Regions from separate parts of the Homo sapiens genome. Here region 2 is linked to region 1. The links are chromatin contacts, found by Hi-C or POLR2A ChIA-PET in ENCODE. All regions are on one chromosome and are shown on one strand. Each heading gives the region's core, a stretch centred on a gene start or an enhancer-like site at or near the end of the contact. The rest is flanking DNA. Distances are from core to core; before and after follow the strand shown.

The links. A loop is a pair of places that touch in the nucleus more often than their neighbours do. ChIA-PET counts read pairs that join two places held with the same protein, here RNA polymerase II (POLR2A). Pooled maps may share reads with other maps.
Region 2: a loop to region 1 is called in a map of PC-3, with 6 times the contacts of the local background. The contact joins two enhancer-like sites. A Hi-C loop is called at or near these places in 3 of 168 maps with a recorded cell type or tissue (GM12878, PC-3 and mammary epithelial cell) and 9 of 50 pooled maps. POLR2A ChIA-PET finds 5 or more read pairs at or near these places in 1 of 52 experiments (GM12878).

The regions. Positions count from the first base shown.
Region 1 is chr9:3,239,239-3,242,780 of GRCh38, forward strand. The region is part of intron 15 of RFX3 (regulatory factor X3); the gene reads right to left. Among named protein-coding and RNA genes, the nearest start is that of LINC01231, 59 kb to the left of the region's middle. Within about 2 kb of position 1,618, at least 2 of the 41 ENCODE cell types and tissues checked have a DNase peak (open chromatin) inside an H3K27ac peak, as active enhancers do.
Region 2 is chr9:3,507,103-3,510,615 of GRCh38, forward strand. The region is part of intron 1 of RFX3 (regulatory factor X3); the gene reads right to left. Among named protein-coding and RNA genes, the nearest start is that of RFX3, 17 kb to the right of the region's middle. Within about 2 kb of position 1,454, at least 5 of the 41 ENCODE cell types and tissues checked have a DNase peak (open chromatin) inside an H3K27ac peak, as active enhancers do.

The DNA of each region.
Region 1 (3,542 bases), core at 368-2,867:
TTTTATAATATTTGCAAGGATTAACAACATTCCATTTGGTAAAACCTTGTGTTCCTTGGTTACTTTTCTTTGTATGTGTATGTGTACTTTTCTATGTATCTTTAAATAGTTTTTATTGAAACCTGCTAAGAAGGCCAAGATCTCTGGCAGTTTGCTCCACACGTGGGCAAATCCTGCCCGCAGTGGCTGTTGGTCTTGCTGTTGTGGGCTAGACAGCTATCCTGGCAATGTGTGCTACTGGCCAATCTGTAAACAGGGCAGCATGATTCTAACTGTTCCGGCTTTTCTGCCTGCCTTGGGGACATAGCAACAGGTGTACCTAATTGTGTTTAAATGTCTAAGACACACTTACAAGTGAGTGTGCAGGCGGTGAAGTGTTCAGATTACAATATTGGCCTTAGTTGCCTTTGAAGAGAAAAGTAGCCTCAAAAACAGGAGCATTTAACACCACCATTAAGGCCAAAGCAAGAGGGGCCTTTGGCCCAAGACCCACACTATGGAGAACTCTGCTTTGTGTTTTCCATTGCCAGTCCCTTTCCTACAGTGTAAGGAGTCCACAGAGCCAGCTGGATGTGACTTCTTGGAGCCTGTGCTTCCCTCCCTCCTCCCATACCACCTCTTCTTATCTGAGACCCTAGAATTCCCTGCCCCGTGGCTCTGAGTTCCCTTCCAGGCCCTGGCAGTTCTCTTCTCCAACTCTACCATTCAGAGGCATGAAGAGACAGCCAAAAAGGGGCAGCTGTTTGCAAAAGGTAGACAAAACTTGAAGACTGGGCTGAGGTGTCCACAAATCTGAGCACAAAGCTGTTCATAATATAAGATGGGGAGTGATGAAGCAGTCTAGGGCCAGAGGCTGGCGACACGGGCTGGCTATGTCTATGTCAATATTTTCTGGTATGGAACTCAGGGGAGACAGAATTTCAAATCCAAACTCAGCCTTCCAAGTTGTTATCAAGACATATTTGTCAAGGTAGGTGGATAGAACAGATTTTATTTATAGTCTGATTCATAACTTTTAAAATATTTAGACACATGGTATCCTGGGCCCTGTAAATTGCAGGGTTGGGCCAGGCAGCATATCCTTTATGCAAGTAAAACTATTGGGGAAATAGAACGAACCTTGCTCCTAATTTAACACTGGCTCCCCTTGAAAACACCTATATTATTTAATAGGAAAGCATAGCATTAATTTATTCTATCAGAGGACTATATCTTAATTTTGATTATACCACTTCTCTTTTCTGGAAATCATTAACTGGAGAGACAATCAGAGTGGCAGTGTAGAAACATGTTCCCTTTGTACTAAGAAAACCTTCACAACAAGCATCAATCAGGTTTGAAGTGCTTGTATTATCATCACATAAGGCCCATATTCTTGCAGAGAATCTCTAATTTTTATGACATTTTATGGTAGTATATTTTATACAAGGATGGTATAAAGAAAGAAAACAATTCCTGTGAGTTTAGGAATTTGCCTATCCCAAACAAGAGTTATTTATTTATCAGGGGGGCCAGCAACCACTATCTTCACCTGTGGTTGAGAGCAAAACCACCATAAAGACAGTGTCAAAGCCAAGAGCCACTTGGGCTAGGCACAGGATGACAGAGTGTGGCAAAGTGGCCAGTAGGTGGCACCGTCATGCTTACTCTATGCCAGGGAATCTTTTTCTCTGGTTGGGTCTGCCCAAATAGCTGCAGTGCTACCTGACAAACTCTTTACTAAACAAATAACTTAGCGGTGGACTTTGCTGAAGAGGACTGTGTGCTGAGATTTCTTTCCTGATGTCTACAGTGACCATTTTAGTCCTTGAAATATTTTAAAAAGTCTTCAACTTCTATTTTGGTTTATTTCCCCACTTCTAAGCTCTTTAGGGAAATTGCTGTCGTAAGCACCCACAAAAGTCCAACTTCATAGTATTTCTCTGAAATAGTATTGACAGGCACTTTCTAAGGAGAAGGTACACTTTTTGGTCTAGGAGTTTTTTGTTTTTTTTTTTTTTGCCCAGAGTAAAGAAATCTAATGTATCAATCATGAAATCCAAGAAGACGTCCTATCAATTGGTAGTCTGTCCTTTGTACTTCCTTCCTTGAGTATTTTTAGGGTACCTATTGCATGATTATGTTTAGATCACAGTTATAAGCAAATTTTCTCCATTCCCTGAAGAGGATGAGAGGAGAGGTTATAGCCCAGAGCCAGCAGGGAAGAAAGCCACGCATAGGAAGCTAATGAGCAGGGATCCCAGAGAGAAAGAACCGCAGCCCTGGGCTGCTGAGTCAACAGATTCCTTTCTCAAATCCAAGAAGAGAAATGAACAGAATGACAAACCAGGAACAAGGAAGAAAAAATGGGACACGGAGCCAATTCTCTGGAACTTTGGGGTCACTTCTATAATTTATTTTCAAGTTGTCAGAAATTGTGCTAATGTAGATGAGCAGATTTACAACTAAAACCAAACTACGACTTCTTTAAAAAAATGTTTGATTTAGGTCTGGTCTCAGGATGGGTGTACAGGAGCTGTAGGGTGTAATTTGTTCTTTTCCGGCAGATTTAGTTTTCCAAATGCAATTTGCTTAGACTAATATTCCATTTAGTTTTCATATTCTAAATATCTACTAACAAAAAGTGCAAGGGGAAAAGATGGCAAGCGTATTAAGAGGCATCCTGTAAGGCAGAGGAAAAAAAACTCTGAAACAAAGTAATAAAAACTTTTAAGCTAGGCACCTGGCTTGTGATTGTCAGAGAGAAAATGTGTGTCTATGTGTTTGTGTGTTTGGGGGAGTTGCACATAATCCCTATTTTGAAACTATAATAATTTATATGGTGAAAAACTGAAAGATAGATTAAGCCCATCCCATTTGACTATTTGAAGTGAGGCAGTCCTACTTTCTAAAGTTAGTTCTACCACTTGCTAGTTTTGATTTGGGGCAACTTTCAATTTCTCTTTTCCTCACTGGTGAAATAGGGATACTGAGACATCTTTTGCAAGGTTTCAATCAGTATCAAATAAGAATGTAAGACATCTAGAATAGGGATTGGCACAAGGCCTGCCCTCAATTGGAAAAATACTAATATAGTAAATAATAAGCTTCACTCTAAATAACAATCAACAGTATAATTTTTGACAAGTATTCCTTACATTTTCTAAGCCACTACTCTTCCATGATTGTTTTTTTTTTTCCTGCAAACTATCTCGACTTGTGATAATATTCTTTGCTTTTAAAATACTGTTGTAACAAGTCTATTGTTCAACAGGCACATTTAAAGTGTATTCCCTAGTCACACTAGCACAATGCTTGCTAAAATTTGTTTTTCTTTGGTTTGATTTTACTTTAAGCACCAATATTTGTTTACTATGAATGTAATTCTACTTCCACCAAATGGAATTCTTTCACTGAGCTTTTATCCCAAAAGCTTACATGTTCAATTATTATTGCTCTTCTTCAGTTTCTAGGTTTTGAAGATTTTTTTCCTTCCAAAAAAATTAACTGAGTATATCAATTTTGATGAATCCAAGACATTTTTCTTTTGATGTTAAATTGTT
Region 2 (3,513 bases), core at 204-2,703, 270 kb after region 1:
TGCCCTCAGTAAGCTTATAAACAATTTAAAAAGATTAAGCATTTACAACTGAACAAACAAAAATCTAAATCACAATTTCCAATTAGCAGAGATAATAAGAAATTACTAGAAATGAACCCATCAAGTTAGGGACCACTCAAATTTTAGAAGAGATTAATTGAAGTAGGGTAGAAAACACATTCTAATAGAATAAAGGATGAGAACTAAGTTTTAGAGAAAAGAAATGACAAGGCAGAATTCAGACCATATAGGATAATAATAGCAATTGCCATTTATTAAACACTCACATGTCAGGCACAGTGCTATTTTGACTATGTCATATACTGTCTTTGAAACAATCTTTTCAGGTTGATTTTATTAATCCTATTTCACAGAATTTAAGTAATCTGCCTAACATTAAACTGCTAGTCAGTGGCAGAGCTCGAATTCACACCCAGGGCTGTTCATTTTGAAGTTCATGCTCTTAACCAATACATAATACAGTTGTCCCTCCGTAACCATGGGGAATTGGTTCCAGGACCTCCATCTTAAAAAAGGGTGCCCAACTCTCTTATATAAAATAGCATAGTATTTGTGTATAGCCTGTACACATCCTCCCGTGTATACTTTAAATCATCTCTAGATTAATTATAATTCCTAATACAATGTAAGTGCTATATAAAGTTGTTATACTGTATTTACTTTTTTTATTGTTGTGTTGTTATATATTGTTTTCTTTTTTCAAGTGTTTCCCATCCTCAGCTGGTTGAATTCACAAATGCAGATCCCACAGATACGAAATGTAGACTGGTCAAAAAAGGGGAAGTACAGAGAAAAGTGGTGAAATACAAGTTTGAAAATGGACATGAGACTATAAGCTTCCTAACAGCAAAGACTGTGGTTGTTCTGTGGGACACTGTGATAACTAATAAATATTTCTTAAACGACTCTGACGAAGAGGCAATGAGGAATCCTGAAAAGATTCTGACAGAGGGAAACGTAAAACTCTGAGCTATTTCTAAAAATTCAAAAAAACCTTCTTTTTAGAGGACTCTATTAATCTGAATTTTAAAAGTTAAGTAAAAATGATTCATAAGACATTAAGACCACGTTCCATATTTGAGTTTCCTTCTCTGCACATCCAACAAATACAGCAGTCTAGTATTTAGTTACTCTGGTAACTCAATCTCTATATTCAAATCCCAATTTAAGGCTTGCAAGTATTTAGCACTTTCTATTCATTTGAATTACACTTTCAATATTTGTATTTTCCATTCTAATTTATGAGTCAGTATATATGTTGATATATCAGAAATATAGTTCAATCTAAAAGTATATTATTTAGATCTCTCCCCCTAAAAACATTAACAGAAAGTAAAATGAATGTAATGCATTATATTCTGACTCTCTCAATTCATCTGAAACAGCGGCATTAAATTTTAAAAAATGATAAAGAATAAAAAAGAGGAACTTCTAGGCAAAAAATGCAAGAGCTAACTAATATTTCATCATACTTTCGTTTATTACATCTCCCTTTTTGTTGAAGGTGAGGCTAAATCCAAAGGGAACAGTTTTACAAGAAGGTTTATCTGTGGGGATTTACACCTTGTTAAAAGCAAATGACAAGCGGTTTTCCCCCACAGGAAACATACTCCTGTTTTATATAAATGTATCCTTTCATATTTGTTACCACAAATGAGGCTGCAGAGAGCATCAGGTTACATTGGGAAGTTCAATTGCCATATTCTTGGTTTCTCTTAAATTGACTGTTTCAAATAATTAACAGGGTTAGGGCTCAAACTGCTCATCTTTAGCACAATACCGAAACTAATTCAAGTCTGAGCTCACTGATTTACTTCTAATTGTAAAACACAGACACACACACACACACACACAGAAAGAGAGACACAGAGAGGAGAGAGAGAGAAATAATTAGACAAAATCTTGGTAATTACAATTCCTGCCACAGTCCCATACTATTAAAAAGTAAACAACATAACCTTCCAAAAACTCAGATTAAGAAAATAAAAAATCAGATAATAGCATAGTTGCCAGTATTGCGTCTGGTTGCTATGGAATAAAGGGCAGTCCGTTCATATATTCATTCTGTTCATTCACTGCTACTTAAGAGCGCTGCTACACTTTTAAAGCCCAGCTGGGCAAGTCTCAGCTTGTACCACCTATATCAGCTGCCAGTATTTTACTTTTGTTCCACAAAAGAGTGACCTACAAGAACAAAGATTTCCATTTTTAAAATTCATAATTAAATGAATGTTTACAAAAATTCTTAAAACAATTAAAAGCACCTTTACCCTCATCAAAAAAGTAAAGACGTGCATACCAGGACTGAAAATTATTTACACTAATACATTGATTATGACATACATCATTAATTCCCAATAAGAGGAAATACAAATAATAGGAATTAAATATACAATATTTTTCTTTTTAAAAAACCTAGTAAGTATGGCATTTCTCCTTAAAATAAAGCCTACTGATGGTTTGGAAAACATTTTTAAATTTTATTTCTACGTCATTCTAAAAATAATCCATATACCAAAAATTACATTTGGAAATAATTAGAACATTAAGGTATTTATGCAAACTTTGAATGCAGATTTATAAAACTTGCTTTTTCTAGAAAAAAATATGGAGTTCAAAATTATAGATAAACAGTTACTTAAAACACTAAAGGCAGTACATTTGAGTTCTTTGCCTTTAAAAAAAGTTTTGTATTAGCCCTAAGAACATTTGCGGAGGAGTGTGGAGGCTGGAGTTCGACAGTCCTAATTCTGATGTTCTATGTCATTGTACAAGTCACTTACCCTCAGTTTTCTTACCTATAAGAAGTGGGGAGGAGGAAGGAGGGGTTCAACTTGATAACTTCCCAAGTCCATTCCAACTAAAAGAATCTGACTCTAAAATAAAACATTCTAATTATGTTTCTACTGAAATCCTGTATATTTGGGCCATTTGGAAACATGTGTGACTCTAGTGAGAGACCTTTTCACCTCTCTAATCTGCTGTAGTCCCATGGCTGTCTCTTTTGGTCTGCTGTGCAGGGCCAGACATAGTAAACGGAAAGTGGAATATGGCAGTAAAATTAGTAGAGATAGGAAGAAAGGCTGAAGTTGGCCACTGAGAAAGAAAGATACTCATCACAGGGGATTTGAAGTTCCAGACCCAAAAGTTTAGCTGCTATGCAAACAGGGCCAGGTTATAAGATACAGATCATTTCTTGCCCCCCCCAAAAAAAGCAACAAACAAACAAACAAAACTCTCCTTTAAATGTGAAGAGACAGTGTTCTTCCAAATTACAGCATTAAGTTATTGAGGAGTTACTCAAACATAGAATAAGTGGATCAATATTATTATTCCCACACTGAAAATGGCTGATTTTTAAATTATATCCTATAACGCAAATGTAGTACTGGTCAAATTTAAAACTAAACAACTTTGAAACACTAGAATAAAACTGCCTGTGCTTTCATTGATACTAAACAGAATGTAAAATAATAAAAAGCCAAATAAAAT